Regions from separate parts of the Homo sapiens genome. Here all the other regions are linked to region 1. A link is a contact called in ENCODE Hi-C or POLR2A ChIA-PET data. All regions are on one chromosome and are shown on one strand. Each heading gives the region's core, a stretch centred on a gene start or an enhancer-like site at or near the end of the contact. The rest is flanking DNA. Distances are from core to core; before and after follow the strand shown. Region 1 holds the start of ZBTB3 (zinc finger and BTB domain containing 3). Region 2 holds the start of CPSF7 (cleavage and polyadenylation specific factor 7). Region 3 holds the start of MARK2 (microtubule affinity regulating kinase 2).

Evidence for each region. A loop is a pair of places that touch in the nucleus more often than their neighbours do. ChIA-PET counts read pairs that join two places held with the same protein, here RNA polymerase II (POLR2A). Pooled maps may share reads with other maps.
Region 2: a loop to region 1 is called in a pooled map, with 6 times the contacts of the local background. The contact joins the promoter of CPSF7 here to the promoter of ZBTB3 in region 1. A Hi-C loop is called at or near these places in 1 of 50 pooled maps. POLR2A ChIA-PET finds 5 or more read pairs at or near these places in 2 of 52 experiments (WTC11 and activated B cell).
Region 3: a loop to region 1 is called in a map of endothelial cell of umbilical vein, with 10 times the contacts of the local background. The contact joins the promoter of MARK2 here to the promoter of ZBTB3 in region 1. A Hi-C loop is called at or near these places in 1 of 168 maps with a recorded cell type or tissue (endothelial cell of umbilical vein) and 6 of 50 pooled maps. POLR2A ChIA-PET finds 5 or more read pairs at or near these places in 2 of 52 experiments (activated T-cell and naive thymus-derived CD8-positive, alpha-beta T cell).

The regions. Positions count from the first base shown.
Region 1 is chr11:62,752,699-62,755,808 of GRCh38, reverse strand. ZBTB3 (zinc finger and BTB domain containing 3) reads left to right here and starts at 1,649. Exons shown (of 2, transcript NM_001370809.1): 1 at 1,649-1,845; 2 at 2,094-3,110. The coding sequence starts at 2,145. RefSeq lists enhancers at 361-1,238, 2,119-2,996.
Region 2 is chr11:61,428,288-61,431,397 of GRCh38, reverse strand. CPSF7 (cleavage and polyadenylation specific factor 7) reads left to right here and starts at 1,423. Exons shown (of 10, transcript NM_001142565.3): 1 at 1,423-1,484; 2 at 2,108-2,216. The coding sequence starts at 2,163. SDHAF2 (succinate dehydrogenase complex assembly factor 2) reads right to left here and starts at 1,274. Exons shown (of 4, transcript NM_017841.4): 1 at 1,216-1,274. The coding sequence starts at 1,251. RefSeq lists enhancers at 1,144-1,203, 1,560-2,208 and silencers at 1,150-1,485, 1,344-1,513, 1,624-2,053.
Region 3 is chr11:63,837,695-63,840,804 of GRCh38, reverse strand. It overlaps MARK2 (microtubule affinity regulating kinase 2), which reads right to left and starts at 1,695. Exons shown (of 19, transcript NM_001039469.3): 1 at 1,245-1,695. The coding sequence starts at 1,298. RefSeq lists a silencer at 1,361-1,600 and enhancers at 1,611-1,760, 2,021-3,009.

The DNA of each region.
Region 1 (3,110 bases), core at 400-2,899:
TATGGCTTGTAAGAATGAACACAGTGTCTTGAAGAGGCATGATCTCAAGCTAAGGCCAACATATCCTGAATGTATGTAGCACAAGTTTGTTGTATAGATGAACTCTCCCTAATTCTGGTTAGGTCTGATCGGAGGGCCTGACTGCAGAATAAAGTAGAGATGCTTAGGGTGGTGGGTGAAGGAGTGAGGATTAGGGCACCGAGTTTACTCCTCTAGTAACACTACCTGGGTCAGACGGGGCAGTTATCAGTGACTCCCAACTTATAGCCTTTTCCTCTGGGTGTGTAGAGACTCTCAAAGATTTCTTCAGTAGACACGGTTTTTGCTTCTTCTCTCCTGTCCTGGGACATTTTATGATCCTGACCCCATTCTTACCCTTCCTACCAGCACCTGCTCAGCACGCTCTGGAAACAAAGAACACTCTATCCTCTCACTGTAAATTGACTGTAGAGTCCAGGCTAGGGACACCACGACATCATCCCTGTAGCTGCTAGTTCTTTCATGCCATCACTGAGCCGGGAGCCCCGGAAACTTAGCTTGGAGGAGTGGAGCAGTAGGGCATCTTAAAATGTTTTTTTGTTTGTTTGTTTTAGATGGAGTTTTGCTCTGTCTCCCAGGCTGGAGTGCAGTGGCGCTATCTTGGCTCACTGCAACCTCTGCCTCCTGGGTTCAAGAGATTCTCCTGCCTCAGCCTCCCTAGAAGCTGGGATTTCAGGCACGCGCCACCATGCCCAGCTGATTTTTGTATTTTTAGTAGAGATGGGGTTTCACTATGTTGGCCAGGCTGCTCTTGAACTCCGGACCTCAAGTGATCTGCCCGTCTCAGCCTCCCAAACTGCTGGGATTAAAGGCGTGAGCCACCGAACCCGGCAAATCTTAGAATTTTTGAGAGGAAGGGACCTTCAAGAGACAAACGCAGTTCAGGGACGTGGGGCTATTGCCCACAGTCACCAGTTGGTTCTCTTTTTTTGGGGGGGTGGGGGGATAGGGTCTTACTCTGTCGCCCAGGCTGGAGTGCAGTGGCACGATCTTGACTCACTGCAACCTCCGCCTCCCGGGTTCAAGTGATTCTCCTGCTTCAGCCTCCCCAGTAGCTGGGATTACAGGCGCGCGCCCCCAAGACCTGCTAATTTTTGTATTTTTAGTAGAGACGGGGTTTCAGCATGTTGGCCAGGCTGGTATCGAACTCCTGACCCCAAGTGATCCGCCCTCCTCGGCCTCCCAGAGTCCTGGGATTACAGGCGTGAAGCACTGCGCCTGGCCTAGTTGGTTCTCTTTTTCCCTGTCAGCCTGTAGCGGGAGTGGCTTGCTGTCAGCTCGGGTCCGACACTGCAGGGTTCCCGACCTCCAGCCTCGCCAGGAGAGCGCCGCGTTCAGCGACTCGGAGCCGGGTACCTCCTGCCTGCTGGATTAGGTAGAAGGAGAAGCTCAGCCAATCCTGAGGGCTCGGAGGCAAGGAAGGCGGGACGAAGAGGAAAAGTTGAGGACAGGAGCGTCACCCAATCCAACGCCTGACTGCAAAAGCGATGGCGGCGAGCACCCAATTGTAGACGGCAGTTAGAGGGAGGATGGTTAGTGGAGAGCGGACCAATCCGTGACAGGGGAGGGCAATCTTAAGCCAATTAAAGCTGAGAAGGTGGGAAGGGGCGGAGCTCGCCCTGTGGCTGCTCGGTGGTGGGTGAGGTATCAGCTTTCTCCGCTAGTTCCCACCCTGGTAGTCCTTAGCCCCTGGAATGCGTGAGGGAGATGCTTAGGGAGTTCTCGAAGTGGGGCGTAGAGGCATCGCCTGGCAAGGCCTGGGAGCGAAAAAGATCTCTACTTCGTGGAGCCGTTGGACGCTACCGGGTGGGCATCAAGGAAGCGGAGGGTGGCTAAGGGGCGGGACTTCCGGGGGCAGGGCTTATCGGACGGGGGTGGGGCCTGTTCTAAGGTTAGGCCGAGGTGGGCGGAGCTAATGGGAGAGCTTTGGGTGTGACCTAGGAGAAAGAAGGGCAGTAACTTAAGCGATTGTTTTGGAGTGGCAAGTGATAGTTAAGGGCTGATAAGGTTGCTGGGGAGGTTACCTGTCTTAACTCACTGCCCTTTTTTCTCAGGGAGCCACTGGTGGGGACCTTTTTTGGGCCCCCTTTCCTTCGTGGGGTACTATGGAGTTCCCAGAACACAGTCAGCAGCTGCTGCAGAGCCTCCGGGAGCAGCGGTCCCAGGGTTTCCTTTGTGACTGCACCGTGATGGTGGGTAGTACCCAGTTCTTGGCCCATCGGGCTGTGCTGGCCTCCTGCAGCCCATTCTTCCAGCTTTTCTACAAGGAGCGGGAATTGGACAAGAGGGATCTGGTGTGTATTCACAATGAAATTGTCACAGCCCCAGCCTTTGGGCTGCTTCTGGACTTTATGTATGCTGGCCAGCTGACCCTGAGAGGGGATACCCCTGTGGAGGATGTGCTGGCAGCTGCCAGCTACTTGCACATGAATGACATCGTCAAGGTGTGTAAGCGGCGGCTTCAAGCCCGGGCCCTGGCAGAGGCAGACAGTACCAAGAAGGAGGAGGAAACCAACTCACAGCTTCCTAGTTTGGAGTTTTTGTCTAGTACTTCCCGTGGCACCCAACCTTCGTTGGCATCTGCTGAGACATCAGGCCACTGGGGCAAAGGGGAATGGAAAGGCTCTGCTGCTCCCTCACCTACTGTCCGTCCTCCAGATGAGCCACCAATGTCTAGTGGGGCTGACACTACACAGCCTGGCATGGAGGTTGACGCACCACATCTGCGGGCACCTCATCCACCAGTGGCTGATGTCTCTCTTGCCAGCCCTAGTAGCTCCACTGAGACCATTCCTACAAACTACTTCTCTTCTGGCATCTCAGCAGTTTCATTGGAGCCACTGCCATCTCTTGATGTGGGTCCTGAGAGTCTGAGGGTGGTGGAACCAAAGGATCCTGGAGGACCACTGCAAGGCTTCTATCCCCCAGCCTCAGCCCCAACGTCAGCCCCAGCCCCTGTCTCAGCTCCAGTTCCATCCCAGGCTCCAGCCCCAGCTGAAGCTGAGCTGGTCCAGGTGAAAGTTGAAGCTATTGTGATCTCTGATGAAGAGACTGATGTGTCAGATGAACAG
Region 2 (3,110 bases), core at 174-2,673, 1.3 Mb after region 1:
GGAGTTTGAGACCAGCCTGGGCAACATAGTGAGAACCTGTCTCTACGAAAAAAAGAAAAAAGAAGGGAAACAACAGGCCGGGCGCGGTGGCTCACGCCTGTAATCTCAGCACTTTGGGAGGCCGAGAAGGACGGATCACCTTAAGTCTGGAGTTCGAGACCTGCCTGGCCAACAAGGTGAAACCCCATCTCTACAAAAATACAAAAATTAGCCAGGCATGATGGCGATGCCTGTAATCCCAGCTACCTGGGAGGCTGAGGCGGAAGAATCGCTTGAACCCGGTAGGTGGAGGTTGCAGTGAGCCAAGTTCGTGCCATTGCACTCCAGCCTGGGCGACAAGAGCAAAACTCCGTCTCAAAAAAAAAAAAGGAAAACAACAAAAAACAAACAAAAAGGAAATATCCTGAGACAAACTAAAACCCAACATATACAAAATTATGAGATGCGACAAAAGCTGTACTAAGAAGGAAGTTTATAGTGTAAACGCCTACATCAAAAAAGAATAAAGATCGAGTCCCTGGGTCTGCAGGAAAAAAAAAAAAGAATAAAGATAGGGATGGGGGTAGGAGGGGAAGATAGAGGCAAAGTTAGTTACTTTATAACAGCAGGCTAGGAAAAAAGAATAATAAGTTCCAGTGTTCTATTACATATTAGAGTGACTACAGCTAATAACACTGTACTGTATATGTCAAGATGCTAGAAAAAGATCTTGAAAAGTTATTACCGTAAATAAATGATAAAGATTTGAGGTGATGGACATGCTAACTACGCTGATTTGATTATTCGATGTACACATGTATTAAAACATTATACTGTACCCCCATAAACACGTACAATTATATGTCAATTATAAACAAACAAAAAGCTGAAGATACTATGTGAAACCACGAAAAGCATTAAAGACTAAAGAACGGGGAGAAGGGGAGCCCAGGGAAGTTGGGCTAATCCCGCCTGGGACGTAGGTGAGAGGCGAATTGGGTCTTGGACGATGACTGATCGTTTAAGCAGATATTTCCAGACCGGCACACAGTAGGCTCACCAAAGAATGGAAGCGACCTTTATTTCCTGAGTTGCAGGATCGGCCTCTCCCTGGGCCTGCCCTTGCCCTGCGCTATCGGGCAGACGAACTCTCCCCAAGATAGAGACCACAGAGGAAGACAAAGGGTAATCCCCGCTGCCGCCCGCCCCGGACGCTAGAACGTTCTCTCTCCTCACCAGCGACGAAGTCGAGAACACTGTAGACACCGCCATTTTCCCCACCTGCACCGGAAACCGGCTGCGCGGGCACTTCCGGGAACTCCTAGCCGCCCGGCCAGCCGACCACGGCAGCCACGGAGGAGCTGAGCCGGAAGGTGCGTCCCTGCGCATGCCGGAAGTGGCGGTGCGTGTGACGCCGGCGGCGGGGGGGGCGGGACCTGGGGCGGAGAGCGGTTCGCGCGCTTCGGGCCTAGTCCGGACTCGCCGCCGCCGCCGCCATATTCCCGGTAACGGGGGCGCGCGGTCGGGGGCAGGTTGGGCCGGAAGAGGGGTCCGGGCCGGCACTGAGGCGGGAAGGGGGTCGGTTGAGATGGGACGGCCGGAGTCTGCGGGCGGAGGGAGTCGCGGGCCTTTTGAGGGAGGAGGCAGAGCGCGCCGGGCCGGGTTTGTCGGGAGGGAGCGGGGCGGGCCTAGCTGGGGGCGAAGAGTAGGCCTGGGTTGGGGGCAGAGGCGGCTGGAGCTGCTTGACACCTGGGGGCTCTGGCCGGAGCCGCCTTGGGGGCTAGGCAGGTGCAGCGGATAGGGGCTGCGGGCTTCGCCGCGGTCATTCTTCGCAACGCCGTCCTAGGGCCACTAGGACCCGAGGGTGGGACTTTTCCGTCGCGCCATAGGCAGCTGCGGCGCAGACGCGGCGCTACCCGGGTCGGGCCCGAGGGTGATGGGCAGCGACCCCCGGCGGCCTGGGAGAGCGGTGGGCGGCGCGAGGCCGGGGGCGGGGCGGAGCGGGTGGGGCCGAGCTGGGGCCGCCAGGATGCTGCGTCTCTGGAGATGGGAGGTTAGCAATCATTACCCTCTTCCCAGCCCAGGACCCTCGTGCCTTCTAATTCTTGCATTTTTCCGAATCCCGCAGTGGCATCTTCCTTACTTTGTCCATCCTCCGGACTCGCGATCTTCCTTCCGGAGCCATGTCAGAAGGAGTGGACTTGATTGATATATATGCTGACGAGGAGTTCAACCAGGTGAGGTGTCATCAGGAGCTTTGGGATTTTCCTTGATCATCTGAGGAATCATTTTCAGCAAACTGGCAGTGGTTTCAAGCTGTACCAGTCCTAGGCTTGAACACGCGTCTATCCGGTCTAAAATTTTTCTCCTGCAGAAACTTTAAAGACTACACTCCATTCCTCTTTATGTTAATTTGAAGCTCCAGGCTTAATTTTAAAGGCTTTGATTTAAGAGCAAATAAAAAGCAGGTGTAATAGAATGGTGAATCAACCTGTGGAATTTACTCCCCAGGAAGCCAAAGGTGGGTGTCAGACTAACCACACTTAAAAATCAAAAGTACATTTGCTACGGTATTCATGAGGACAGTGTTGATACCGGTTCCTTTACATTCTCAACCTGCAGCTGGAGAAGTGTAGTCCCCTCCATCGTGACAGTGCAAAAGCAAAGTAGAAAAGATGACTTTAACATTTAGTTTCAACTCCATTCCAATTAAGTTTTACTTCCTTTTATAAGTAGGTTGACTCCAGTCATGAGAAGTCCACAGGCATTTTGGTATAATAAATTGTATTGGTTACCTTTAGTCTTTCTAGAGGGAATAAAAGAGTAAAGACGTTAGACAAACCAGTTAGAAAACTGATAATAGACCCATGCACATACCCTCAGTTGGATTTGTTTTTATTGTACCAGGGAACATTATACAGAAATTTATCTAGAGCTGGGCAAGGTGGCTCTTGACTGTAATCTCAGCTGCTCTGGAGCCTGAGATGGGAAGATTACTTAAGACCAGAAGTTCAATACCAGCCAGGGCAACATACCAAGACCCAGTCTACAAAAATGTAAAAAAAAACAACAACGAGATATGGTGGCTTGTGCCTGTAGTCCCATCTACTCTGGAGAGTGAGGCAAGAGGT
Region 3 (3,110 bases), core at 446-2,945, 1.1 Mb before region 1:
ATGCAAAACACCTGGACTTCCTGGGCATTACAGAGACTTAGCCAATAGGAACAGAATGGATCCAAGCACGGTGTGGGGATACACAGGACATGAAGAAGGCAGGAGACTAATGCGGAGATGAAAGGCAACGCTGATTAAAAGGCACAGTAAGGAAGATGGGGTGAGGGTGGAGAAACAGGAAGGCAACAAGCAAGAAAGAAAATACTCTAAGTGCCAGGCACGGGAGTGAAGACACAGAAAGTCATCATGGTTTGTGTTCCAGCGTACGAAGACAGAAAGGCAAAAACTGTGATGCAGCGAGGTCTGGGAAAGGACTGAGCAACAGGTTGTGTTAATACGGTGGGGCCAAGTGTCTTTGGGTTGGGAGAAAGAGCCCAGTAGAAGGCTGGTAGAACACTCACAGAGAGAAACAAGAGGCCCAGGGACCTAAAAGCCAAACCCGAGGGGAAGAGAACAAGAGGGATCCAAAGACTCTGAAGGGAGTGATGATTGGAACCCCAAACGCAACCTGTGGGAAAACTATGCGCATGACAGCTGTGGGGAAACACGGAAGCGACAAATGCCAGCGCCAGGATCCAGGGAGCTCCTGGAGCAAAGAAGGGAAAGTGATGAGCAAAGAGTAGGCGAAGGATTTGGAAAGGTGATGAGGGTGGAGCTGGTGGGTTGCAAGCAAGAGGGAGAGCACAATTTGGAAAACGAAGAAGCAGGGTAGAAAAAGCTGGGGGAACTGCAAGGGGCCAGGGATCGAGAGCGCAGTCCAGGGCAAGGACCCTGAGGGTGATAACCCAGAGACTGGCAGAACCGGTGCGGGCGGAGGGGAAGCGAGGCAGGAGAGACGAAGGGAGAGGTGGACAACGATCTGTGGCAAATCGCGGGGTGCTGCTATTCGAGGAGCGGGAGGGTGGCTGCTTTAAGCGTGGGTGGAGGAAGACCAGAAAGGCCCCTGAGAGAAAAAGGGAAGAGAAAGGGAAGCTGGGGAGGTGACACGGAAGAGCGCAGGAGGGCGGTGAGGGGAGACGGGGGTTGGCAGAAAGACAAGTGTGCAGCTTGGAGTCAGGACGAGGTGGGTCCCAGGTCAGGACTCGGAAGCGGGATGTGCGGAGCCGGAGCCAGGAGCCGGATGACAGGGCAGCCGAGGCTTGCAGGATGGCAGCAGGGGCACGAGGAGAGCAGAAGAGGGAGGAGGCTCCGCAAGGTGCAAAGGGCCCAGCCAGAGAATTCGGGGAGCCCTCGGGGCTCCTTACCTGCTCCGTGTCCCTCTCGTTCAGCGTGGGTAGGGGGGTCCGAGCGCTGGACATGGCGCCGGTATCTCGGGGGAGGGAACCGAGAAGCTTGGAGGAAGGGAGGGAAGGGAAGGCGCGGAGCCCGGCCGGGCGGGGCTTCTCACAGCAGGAGCACCCGCCGCATGGGCCCCGGCCGGGGGTGCGGGGAGGCCGGGCAGCCGCTCACGCCAGCCCGGGGATGCGCCGCTCGGGCTAGGCCGCGCCGGCTCCGAGCGGCTCCGGACCGCACCCCCCCGACCCCCGGCTGGGCTGTGCCGCCTTTCGGCCGGGCCGCGCCGCTCCGCCTACTCTCTGCCGCCGCAGCCGGCCGCCTGCCTCGCTCCTCCCCTGCCCTCAGCGGCACTGCTCCGCGCCCGGCACACAGGCAGCCGCCGCCGGACCTGCTGCTCCCAACATGGCCGCCACCACCGCCGGCCCTCGGCTCTTTTCGCCGGCAGCAGCCGGAAACATCCGAAGCGGCTAGAAACGGGAGGTGGGGCGCGCCTTCTCCTCCCGGCCACAGACTACGGGTGAATTCCGGAAACAGCCGAAGAAGGTAAACCCCGGGGACGCGCTCTCCTCCTCGATTCCGAAGACGAAGCTTCGGCTCTGTTTACGGAAATCCACGAAGCGACCCCGGGTGCCTACCCCCCGCCCCCGTCCACGGCCATCCAGCCACGCCCACCGGCCTTTCCCCGCCCACTTCAAGGGGGCTTTCGGCAGTTTCCGGAAATACCCGAAGCTGCTCCGCGTGCTGAGCCGGCCACGCCCCCTCCCACAGCCCTGCCGAGGGCGGTCGTCGGCCATTTCCGGCAACACCCGAGGCCCTCCGAGCACCCGGTCGTTTCCCCGGGTGGCTCTCGGAGTCTGATTCGCTTCGTGTCTTTCCGTCAGTTTTCGGGCATTTTCAAACCTTGAACAGGAAGCGTGGGTCACCTGTCTGTGCTTGTGATTTGACTAAATACAAAACAAGATTGTTAGCCGTCCCTGTGATTGGCATCCTCTGGTTCTATAGCAGCTTCCTGTCTGCATTTCTGTCCATCTGTCGGTCAGCTCATAAAATTCATCTTCTTTTTATCATCTAGCCTATCAATATACCTGTCAAATGCAGCATCAGTCTATTGCCTGTCTGCCACCGTCTATCTTGGCTTCTGTGGATTCATCCGTGCATTCCCGCATCTAGTCCGCAGGGCTCGGCAAGGCCCCAGGCAGGCCCAGGGCAGCGTCCTCTGCACCGGATGCGGGAGCGTCCAGGGCCCTGCATTTCAGCCCCAGCTCTGCCAAGTGCCAATGCTGCGTGATCTTGGAAAAATCACATAACATCACTGAGTTTAGGCTCCTCTTTCCTTTGCCTTTGCTCCTGCGTTGACATTCAAAATGACATTTCTGAATTCCAGTTACCTTTTAAAATGCCTCTGCAAGATAAGGCATTTAAAGTTTCTTTTCTTTCCTCCTCTGGGCCTCATTTTCCCCATCAGTAAAGTGAAGCCATTGGATTCATGAACTCGGAGGTCCTTCTCAGCTTTGGAGAGCCCTTGACTAACAGGAAGTCTGTATGGCAACTGCAGTCCATTCCTCACTTCCCCTTACACTGCGTTACCAAGGACAGGGAGTATCCTGGGCTGATTTCCCCAGCGCCAAGCTGTCCTCACCCATAGTACCTGGAACACGTTGGAACCACACCCTCCCATCAGTGGCTTAAGGTGGGCAGGAGGCAGAGGCCCCGCAGGAGTCAGAAACCAGACTCAGGCAACAGGTTCCCAAAGGTACAGGAGCAGAGAGGCTCCAGGAGTTATTGGGAAAACTGCTGATTGGACCCCTGCTACTTGACCTCCAACTCCCAGCTAC